Linked DNA regions of Homo sapiens: region 2 is linked to region 1. Evidence: chromatin loops called from intact Hi-C (ENCODE). Cell type or tissue: CD14-positive monocyte. All regions are shown on one strand. Region 1 overlaps CIST1 (colon, intestine and stomach enriched 1). Region 2 overlaps IL12RB1 (interleukin 12 receptor subunit beta 1).

What was found. Peaks named below come from ENCODE experiments on the same cell type or tissue, not always from the same donor. Only the 100,000 strongest peaks of a DNase experiment are listed, where the experiment ranks them.
Region 2: it touches region 1 in a loop (5-fold over the local background); 7 of 110 quality-filtered maps call a loop at or near these places.

What each region holds. Positions count from the first base shown.
Region 1 is chr19:18,249,116-18,254,115 of GRCh38, forward strand. CIST1 (colon, intestine and stomach enriched 1) reads right to left here. Exons shown (of 4, transcript NM_001396036.2): 2 at 2,949-3,356; 3 at 1,197-1,357; 4 at 919-1,062. The coding sequence ends at 1,015. It also overlaps a transcript of PDE4C not described here. Among named protein-coding and RNA genes, the nearest start is that of CIST1, 3.7 kb to the right of the region's middle. RefSeq lists an enhancer at 1-129. In CD14-positive monocyte, CTCF peaks have their summits at 2,883 (motif pointing left) and 3,082; DNase peaks (open chromatin) are centred at 2,856 and 4,836; H3K27ac peaks cover 548 bases; H3K27me3 peaks cover 231 bases.
Region 2 is chr19:18,061,396-18,066,395 of GRCh38, forward strand. IL12RB1 (interleukin 12 receptor subunit beta 1) reads right to left here. Exons shown (of 17, transcript NM_005535.3): 13 at 2,481-2,615; 14 at 786-882. Among named protein-coding and RNA genes, the nearest start is that of IL12RB1, 23 kb to the right of the region's middle. RefSeq lists an enhancer at 3,464-3,758. In CD14-positive monocyte, CTCF peaks have their summits at 2,151 (motif pointing right) and 2,350; DNase peaks (open chromatin) are centred at 2,176 and 3,546.

The DNA.
Region 1 (5,000 bases):
CAGAGGGAGACTGTCTCAAAAAAGAAAAAAAGAGAGAGAGATGGGGTTTTGCCATTTTGCCCAATTTGGTCTCAAACTACCAAGCTCAAGCAATTCACCCACCTCAGCTTCTCAAAGTGCTGAGATTACAGTGGTAAGCCACCATGCCCGGCACCCCCAGTTTTGTTTGTTTGTTTTGAGACAGGGTCTCACTCTGTCACCCAGACTAGAGTGCAGTGGTGCAATCTCAGCTTACCGCAACCTCTGACTCCCAGGCTCAACCAATTCTCCTGCCTCAGCCTCCCTAATAGCTGGGATTACAGGCACACACCACCACGCCTGGCTAATTTTTGTATTTTTAGTAAAGATGGGGTTTCACCATGTTGACCAGGCTGGTCTTGAACTCCTGACCTCAAATGATCCACCCACCTTTGCCTTCCAAAGTGCTGGGATTACAGGTGTAAGCCACTACGCCTGGCCCTATTTTTTTTTTTTTTGAGATGGAGTCTTGCTCTGTTGCCCAGGCTGGAGTACAATGGGGCGATCTCAGCTCACTGCAACCTCCGCCTCCCTGGTTCAAGCGATTCTCTGCCTCAGCCTCCTGAGTAGCTGGGATTACAGGCACCTGCCACCACGCTCAGCTAATTTTTGTATTTTTAGTACAGACAGAGTTTCGCCATGTTAGCCAGGCTGGTCTCAAACTCCTAAGCTCAGGAGATCTGCCCGCCTTGGCCTCCCAAAGTGCTGGGATTACAGGTGTGAACCACCGCACCCAGCCAAGTGAGCTCCTGATTCTTATCTGTCCCTGCCTTGAGTCTGTGGATCCCCTGAAAGTAAAGACATGGTCCCCACTGTGACCCCAGCACAGAGCCCAGCACATAGTAGGTGCTCAGTTAATGTTTTCACACGAGTCCATAACTCGTGTTTTCACACGAGGCCTTGGATGAATGGTAGGGGCTTTATTTCCTCAGGTTCTGCTCCTCCCCAGGAACCCCAGCCCCATCCATGCCCCCATCTCTGTTGGCTCCTCAGGGCTCACTCCTGGAGGTGGTGGGCAAAGGACAATCTGTCATTCACGGATCCCTGAGGAAGGAACACACAGGGAGGCATTCAGACACCAAAAGGCTCTGCAGCCCAGGTTGGCCCTGCTTGGGATAGCAGCTCCCCCAACCATGCCTTGGCCCCAGGGCTGAGCCCCCAGCCCAGCCCTACCTTACCATGGACACCTCGTCCAGGTTCTCAAACTTGGACTCATTCCGGTGACAGAATCTCACAGCCATGACCACAGACCCGATGAGCAAAAGAGACACCAGCAAACACACGACCACCACCACACTCGGGTTCCTGTGTAACTCACGGGGCCCAGTGTCACCTGGAGCTGGGGAAAGGAACTCAGAGTCAGCACTGGGTCCTATTCCCCACAAGCCTAAGACACCCACCAGGGCCCAGAGCCTTTTAAAATCTGTTCTCAGGAAGCTGACCTCTCTTCCCTCTCCAGTTGAGGCTGCCACTTTTTAATCATGTATTTTAGAGACAGGGTCTCACTCTGTCACCCAGGCTGGAGTGCAGTAGTGCAATCACAGCTCACTGCAGCCTCTATCTCCTGGGCTCAAGTGATCCTCCCACCTCAGCCTCCCAAGTAGCTAGGATTACAGGCATGCACCACCATGCCTGGACAATTTTTTTTTTTTTTTTTTGAGACAGGGTCTTGCTCTGTCACACAGGCTGGAGTGCAGTGACGTTATCTCAGCTTACTGTGACCTCCATCTCCAAGGATCTAGTGATCCTCTTACCTCAGCCTCCCCAGTAGCTGAGACTACAAGTGTGTGCCACCACACCCAGCTAATTTGTGTACATATTTAGTAGAGATGGGGTTTCACCATGTTGCCCAGGCTGGTCTTGAACTCATTGGCTCAGGTGATCCACCCGCCTCGGCCTCCCAAAGTGCTGGGATTACAGGCGTGGGCCACTGAGCCCAGCCTAATTTTTAAATTTTATTTAATCAATTACTTTATTTATTTTTGAGATAGAGTCTTTTTTTTCCCCCCCGAGATGGAGTCTTGCTCTGTCTCCCAGGCTGGAGTGCAGTGGTTCAATGTGGGCTCACTCCAACCTCCGCCTCCTGGGTTCAAATTATTTTCCTGCCTCAGCCTCCCAAGTAGCCCGGATTACAGGCGCCCGCCACCATGCCTGGCTATTTTTTGTATTTTTAGTAGAGACGGGGTTTCACCATGTTGGCCAGGCTGGTCTTGAACTCCTGACCTCAGGTGATCCTCCCACCTTGGCCTCCCAAAGTGCTGGGATTACAGATGTGAACCACCACGCCCAGCCATTTTTATTTTATTTATTTATTTATTTGAGACAGAGTCTTACTCTGCCACCCAGGCTGGAGTGCAGTGGCACGATCTCAGCTCACTGCAACCTCTGCCGCCTGGGTTCAAGCGATTCTCCTGCCTCAGCCTCCCGAGTTGCTGAGATTACAGGCGTCTGCCACCACGCCTGGCTAATTTTTGTAGTTTTAATAGAGACGGGGTTTCACCATTTTGGCCAGGCTGGTCTTGAACTCTTGACCTCGTGATACACGCCCCCCCCGCCCCCGCCCCCGCCCTCGGCCTCCCAAAGTGCTGGGATTACAGGCTTGAGCCACCGCGCCCCGCCATTTTTAGATTTTTTTGTAGAGACAAAGTCCTGCTATTTTGCCCAGGCCCAAATACATAATGTATAACCTGTCTCCCCACCACAGCAAGTATTAGTTTCTCTCTTTGCCCATCGCTGCGTGCCCAGCCGTGACATACACTAGGCACTTAATAAATGCGCATAGCATGAAGAGCTTTAGACAATGGAGCAGAGACAAGAAGCCCTTCCTAGAGCATTCTCGGGGCTGTACCTCCCCCTGGTGGTCAGTTCCAAAACTGCAGCCTGTTACACCCGCCACCTCCCTACAAACACCCAAATCTCTTAATACTCACCTGGGCCAGGGGGCTCCAAGGTCTGGTCAGTGGAGGTCAAGGGCTCCGTTCCGGGGCTGTGGGAAGTGGGGCTCCAGTGCGGGGTCAGGGATTCGGAACTGGGGAGGGTGGAATGGGAAGAGGGGGTGAGCTCTGCACTGGGGGAGCCAGAACTAGGGTGCGTGATTGTCTCTGGTTGTGGGGAGGAGGGTATCATCCTTGAATCTGTGGAGCTGGGGCTCGGCTGGATGGTAGGGGTTGCCCCTGAACTTGAGGGGCTGAGGTGGGTTATGGAGTCTGTCTCCAAACTCATGGTGCTGGAGTAGGATTTGGGGGGTTCCCCTGAACTGTGGGTGCTGTGGGCGAAGGGAGAAGAAATCAGAGAGCTGACAGGTGATGTCTCCATACTGTTCTCTGAGGTCACAATATCTGGAAAGAAAAACTGGGCGCGGTGGCTCACGCCTGTAATTCCAGCACTTTGAGAGGTCAAGGTGAGAGCATCACTTGAACCCAGGAATTAGAGACCAGCCTGGGCAACATAGCGAGACCCTCTCTCTCTCTCTTTCTCTCTCTCTTTTTTTTTTTCTTTTTTTGAGATGGCGTCTCGCTCTGTCACCCAGGCTGGAGAGCAGTGGTGCCATCTCAGCTCACTGCAACCTCCACCTCCTGGGTACAAGCAATTCTCCTGCCTCAGCCTCCCAAGTAGCTGGGATTACAGGCGTGCATTACCACGCCTGGCTAATTTTTGCATTTTTAGTTTCACTGTGCTGGCCAGATTTGTCTCGAACTTCTGACCTCAGATGATCCACCTGCCTTGGCCTCCCAAAGTGCTGGGATTACAGGCATAAGCCATCATGCCCAGCCTTTTCATTTTTATTTTTAATTAATTTATTTTTTTGTCCAGGTCATAGGGAGACCTGAAAGATTTAGGACACCATGTGAGCTCTCAGTGGGAAACTGAAGCTCCCACTCAAATTCATGCTCCTGGTCTGAAGTCCCACAGCCTGGGTTCAAGTGCAGATCAGCGTTCCCAGTCCTCTTGGCTGAGAGCTCTAGAAGCCCTTTGGATATGGGAAGTGACTGCATCCCAGGCAGTGCTGGGCAGCTCCTTTAAATTTTCTGGGACTCAGTTTTCTTTTCTGTAAAATGGAGTTCATGTGGAGTTGGTGCCTCTGACAGTTCATCAGTCAGGTTCATAGTGGGTGTACACAAGCTGGGTGCTCCCAGCTACTGGGGAGGCTGAGGCGGGAGGATTGCCTGACCCCAGGAATTCAAGGCTGTAGTGCGCCATGATTGCGCCACTGCACTCCTGCCTGGGAGACATAATGAGACCTTGTCTCTACAAAAAAATAAAACAAAAATTAGCCAGGCATGGTGGTGCATGCCTAGTCCCAGCTACTCAGGAGGCTGAGGTGGGAGGATCGCTTGAGTCCAGGAGTTCAAGGCTGCAGTAAGCCATGATCATGCCACTGAACTCCAGCCTAGGCAACAGAGTGAGACTCCGTCTCAAAAAAAAAAAAAACACACACACACAATAGAATAGAAACACAGTGGGTGCACAGTGACACTCAACTATAAAGATCCACCTATGAGCTCAGAGAGGATCAGCCCTAATTTTCTCCAGGTAGCCCTAGGCTAACCTCAACTTTAATGGAAGACACAAAGACACAGGCGCTGGGAACATGTCTCCGGAACCCACCCTTCTACGTGTTGGTCCAGCTACTTCCTGGCTCACATCCCATCCCAGGCATGGAGTCCAGGGACCAGGCTGAGGGCAGGTAAGCAGTTCATGAGCCACCTCCCACAACGACTTCCCACCCAGTTCCAGGTGACTGGGCCTCTTAGGCACTTACAAGTTCATTCATCAACTCTCTGCTCCACCCATGCACTCTGCTCTGGGCCAAACTTTGTGCTTCCTCCTTGACTCACCCTAGGCAGCAGAAATGCGGAAATAACACACAACACTGGCCCTGAGAGGGGGCTGGGTCCACATGCCACCCTCCCCAGATCTCTATGTAGCCCCCCAGGCCCTGTGGGGATGACGGCTGAGTCTAGAAGAGGCATGGAACTCAG
Region 2 (5,000 bases), 190 kb before region 1:
AATTTTTGTAGTTTTGGTAGAGAGAGGTTTCGCCATGTTGGCCAGGCTGGTGTCCAACTCCTGGCCTAAAGCGATCTGCCTGCCTCAGCCTCCCAAAGTGCTGGGATTACAGGAGTGAGCCACCGTGCCCGGCTTGAAAGCAGCTTTCAATCAGACATGCCCACCAGTGTCACCGCCCCTTTCCATGGGAATGACCAAGGACCCAAAAGTTACTATCCCTTCCCTAGAAATTTCTGCATAGGATCACCTGAGGTCAGGAGTTCAAGACCAGCCTGGCCAACATGGTGAAACCCTATCTCTACTGAAAATACAAAATAAATAGCTGGGTGTGATGGCACGCACCTGTAGTCCCAGCTACTTGGGAGGCTGAGACAGGAGAATGGCTTGAACCCGGGAGGGGGAGGTTGCAATAAGCCAAGATCGTGCCACTGCACTCTAGCCTGGGTAACAGAGTAAGACTCCATCTCAAAAAAGAAAAAAAAAAGAAAGAAATTTTGCATAAACTGCCCCCCTTAATCTGCATGCAATTAAAAGTAAGTATAAATCTGACTGCAAAACCGCTCTCAGCGGCTACTCTCCGCCTACAGGGAAGCCCTGCTCTGCAGAGGCAGTCACGGAGCTATAACTGCTGCTTCAATAAAGCTGTTTTCTTCTACCTCTGGCTTGCCCTTGAATTATTTCCTGGGCAAAGCCAAGGACCCAATCTGCGGGCTAAGCTCCACTTTAGGGCTCCCCTGCCCAGCATCATTACCATCGCTATGGTAACGGTAAGAGGTGTCAGTTACCTGTTCAGGCCAAGGTAGCCAAGGACGCCCACGAGAAGGATGCTCAGGAAGCTCCCCAGGGAGGCGAAGAAGATGAGCCAATCAGAAACCTGCACTTCTGAGGTGGGAGAGCGTGGGTTGGCAGAGGGCTACCTCCTGCCTCTTCCTCAGGGAAGGAGCTAGGAGGGCCTGGTTTCTCCATGAACTTGCTGCTGATCCTGGTGCACATGCCACGGGCTTCTCACTGGGAGACCACAGAACCCACCTGCCCGGTAGCTGTCAAGAAATAAAGGCCTGGCATGCAGGAAGTGTTCAAGACTCTGTAATTCCAGGCCGGGCACAGTGACTCATGACTGTTATCCCAGCACTTTGGGAGGCCAACGTGGGCTGATCACCTGAGGTCAGGAGTTCGAGACCAGCCTGACCAATATGATGAAACCTGTCTCTACTAAAAACACAAAAATTAGCTGGGCGTGGTGGTGTGCGCCGGTAATCCCAGCTACTTGGGAGGGTGAGACAGAAGAATCGCTTGAACTCGGGAGGCGGAGGTTGCAGTGAGCCGAGATCGCATCATTGCATTCCAGCCTCGGCAATAAGAGGGAAAATCTGTCTCAAAAAGATAAAAAAAGACTCTGTAATTCCAGGAGCCTGCACATAGGGCACATGTGGCTGCCCCTGGACCCAGGCCTGCCTGCCCCCCACCAACCCTGACTCTTTTGTTCTCTGGGTTCCAGTTGGTTCTCTTGGAACTGAAAGGACACCGTGGCATGAACAGGGATCATTTGATCTCTGAATCTCTTATAACCATGCACCCGACAACAGAGCCTGTGTTGTTCTCTTCCTCCTCCTCCTCCTCCTCCTCCCTCTTCTTCTATTCCTCTTCCTCTTCTTCTTCTTTCTTCTCCTTCTTCTTCTTCTATTTTTTTTTTTTTTTTTTTTTTTTTTTTTTTTTTTGAGACAGGGTCTTGCTCCGTCGCCCAGGCCAGAGTGCAGTGGTGCAGTCACGGCTCACTGCAACCTTGAACTCCTGGTCTCAAGCCATCCTCCCACCTCAGCCTCCTGAGCAGCTGAGACTACAGGTGTGCACCACCACACCCCACTATTTTAAAAATATTTTTTGTAGAGATGAGGTCTCACCATGTTGCCCAGGCTGGTCTTGAACTCCTCGGCTCAAGCAATCCTCCAGCCTCAGCCTCCCAAAGTGCTGGGATTACAGGTGTGAGCCACCACACCGGGTTTTGCCTGTGTCCTCCTTATTTTTGCATTCATTTATTTGTCGCTCAATGAACAGATTCCTGCATCTTCCTCCTCCCCAAGAGCCCCCAGATACCTTGACACATCTACCCCAACCCCGCAGTGTCAGACCAGGGAGAAGGGACAGTTGTAAACAAGGGCATGGCCAGAAGGAGGCAGAGAAGTCTTGCTGGAGGAGGGAACTTTTGAGCTGAGTTTTGAAGGACGAATAGGAGTTGGACCGTGTGGAAAACAAACATTCCAGGCAGGAGGCAGGGAAGGGCCTGCATGGGCAAGGCTCCTGGAGTGTGAGAGGAAGCTGCGAGAGAAGGCAATGGGAGCAGTTTGAGCTGCTACTTTCTCCTGAGGGCAGTAGGGAGCCATAGAGGGAGTGAGAGTGAGGGCAGGGCTGCTAAGATCATTGTGGGAAGCGCAGTGCAGTGCATGCTGGGTAAATAACTGGGTCCTACCCCCTCCACTCACCGATGCTGAAGCGCTGGGGCTGGCTCCAGACACCCCTCAGCCACGCTGTGTCTGCTCGCACCTGCACCGTGTAGGCTACACCAGCCCGCAGGCCACTGAGGGTAACTTGGGTCTCTGTGGGCTGCACGGGATGCTCTGCAGTGGGAGAGGCAACCCTGAGTCCTGGGACCTCTTTACTCCTCAGAGGCCAGGCTGGGCTACCACAGCCTGTGGGTGGGGTGGGGATTCATAGGCATTTTGCTAAAATCTCTACTCTTTCTTTCTTTTTTTTTTTTTTTTTTTGAGACGGAGTCTTGCTCTGTCGCCCAGGCTGGAGTGTAGTGGCGCCATCTCGGCTCACTGCAAGCTCTGCCTCCTGGGTTCACACCATTCTCCTGCCTCAGCCTCCCGAGTAGCTGAGACTACAGGCGCCCGCCACCACGCCCAGCTAATTTTTTGTATTTGTAGTAGAGACGGGGTTTCACTGTGTTAGCCAGGATGGTCTCGATCTCCTGACCTCGTGATCTGCCCACCTCGGCCTCCCAAAGTGCTGGGATTACAGGTGTGAGCCACCAAGCCCAACCTAAAATCTCTTCTCTTAATGCGCCCATTCATCTCAAGATTTTTTTTTTTTTTGAGATGGAGTCTCACTCTGTTGCCCAGGCTGGAGTGCAGTGGCACAATCTCAGCTCACTGCAACCTCCACCTCCCAGGTTCAAGCGATTCTTGTGCCTCAGCCTCCTGAGTAGCCGGGATTACAGGCGCCCACCACCATAGCCAGCTAATTTTTTGTATTTTTAATACACATGAGGTTTCACCATGTTGGCCAGGCTGGTCTTGAACTCCTGGCCTCAAGTGATCCGCCCGCCTCAGCCTCCCAAAGTGCTGGGATTACAGGCGTGAGCCACCGCGTCCGGCTGACTTGTTGGATCTTTGGGCAGGTGGATCTGAGGTTGGAGGCAGGATTGGACTCTGGAGGCAGGGCTTGGACACAGGACCAAACTGAGGACTAGCTAAAGCAGGTCCTGGGCTTTCCATAAGACACGCCCACCAGTGTGCCATGTCAGTTTACCATTACCATGGCAACACCCGGAAATTACCGCCCCTGTCCACGGCAATGATCCCACAACCCGGAAGTTACTACCTTCATCCTAGATATTTCTGCATAAACCGCCCCTTCATTTGCATATAATTAAAAGCGGGTATAAATATGAGACGTAGCTGCCCTGCCTGTGGGGCGTCCCCACTCTGCAAGGAGCAGGACTTCTGCTGCTGCTCTACACGGCCACTTCAGTAAAAGTTTCTGTCTAACACCACCGACATGCACTTGAACTCTTTCCTGGGGAAAGCCAAAAACCCTCCTGGCTAAACCCTGTTTTGTGGGCTTTCCTGTCCCTCATCAGATCCCCCCTCCAGGCCTTAGTTTCCTCATCTGTGGAATGGAGACAGTCATCCCTGCTTGATGAGAGTTCAGCTGCTGCTACATGTGAGGGGCAGCTTCCCATGGATGAATCCAATACACCATAAGCACTTGGCTGGTGCCCACCCAGCCTTCTCCAGGGTCTGCAAGGGGTGATCGAGACCCTCAAGTTCAGCTGGGTGCTCATGACTAATCCCAGCACTTTGGGAGGCCAAGGTGGGAGGATAGTTTGAGGCCAGAAGTTTGAAACCAGCCTGAGCGAGGCCGGACACGGTGGCTCACACCTGTAATCCCAGCCCTTTGGGAGGCCAAGGCGGGTGATTCACCTGAGGTCAAGAGTTTGAGACCAGCCTGGTCAACATGGTGAAACTCCGTCTCTGCTAAAAATACAAAAATTTGCCAGGCATGGTGGTGGGTGCCTGTAATCCCAGCTACTTGGGAGGCTGAGGCAAGAGAATTGCCTGAACCCGGGAGGCAGAGGTTGCAGTGAGCTGAGATGGCGCCACTGCACTCCAGCCTGGGTGACAGAGACAGACTCCCTCTCAAAAAGAAAAAAAAGAAAAAATCCCAGCCTGGGCAATATAGCAAGGCCTCATTTCTACAAAAAATAAAATATTAACTGTGCATGGTGGTGTGCACCTGTGTTTCCAGCTACTAGGGAGGCTGAGGTGGGAGGATCGCTTGAGCCCAGGAGGTTGAGGCTGCTGTGAGCTATGATGGCACCACTGCACTCCAGCCTGGGCACAGAGTGAGTCCCTGTCTATAAAATTAAAAAAAAAAAAAAAAAGACCCTCAAGTCTAATTCTCTTGTTTTTGTTTTTTGTTTGTTTGTTTTCGTTTTTGTTTTTTCTGAGACAGAGTCTCACTCTGTCACCCAGGCTGGAGTGCACTGGTACAATCTCGGCTCACTGCAATCTCCGCCTCCTGGGTTCAAGCGATTCTCCTGCCTCAGCCTCCCGTGTAGCTAGAATTACAGGCATGTGCCACCATGCCCGGCTAATTTTGTATTTTTAGGAGAGACGGGGTTTCTCCAAGTTTGTCAGGCTGGTCTTGAACTCCTGACCTCAGGTGATCCGCCCGCCTTGGCCTCCCAAAGTGCTGGGATTACAGGCGTGAGCCAC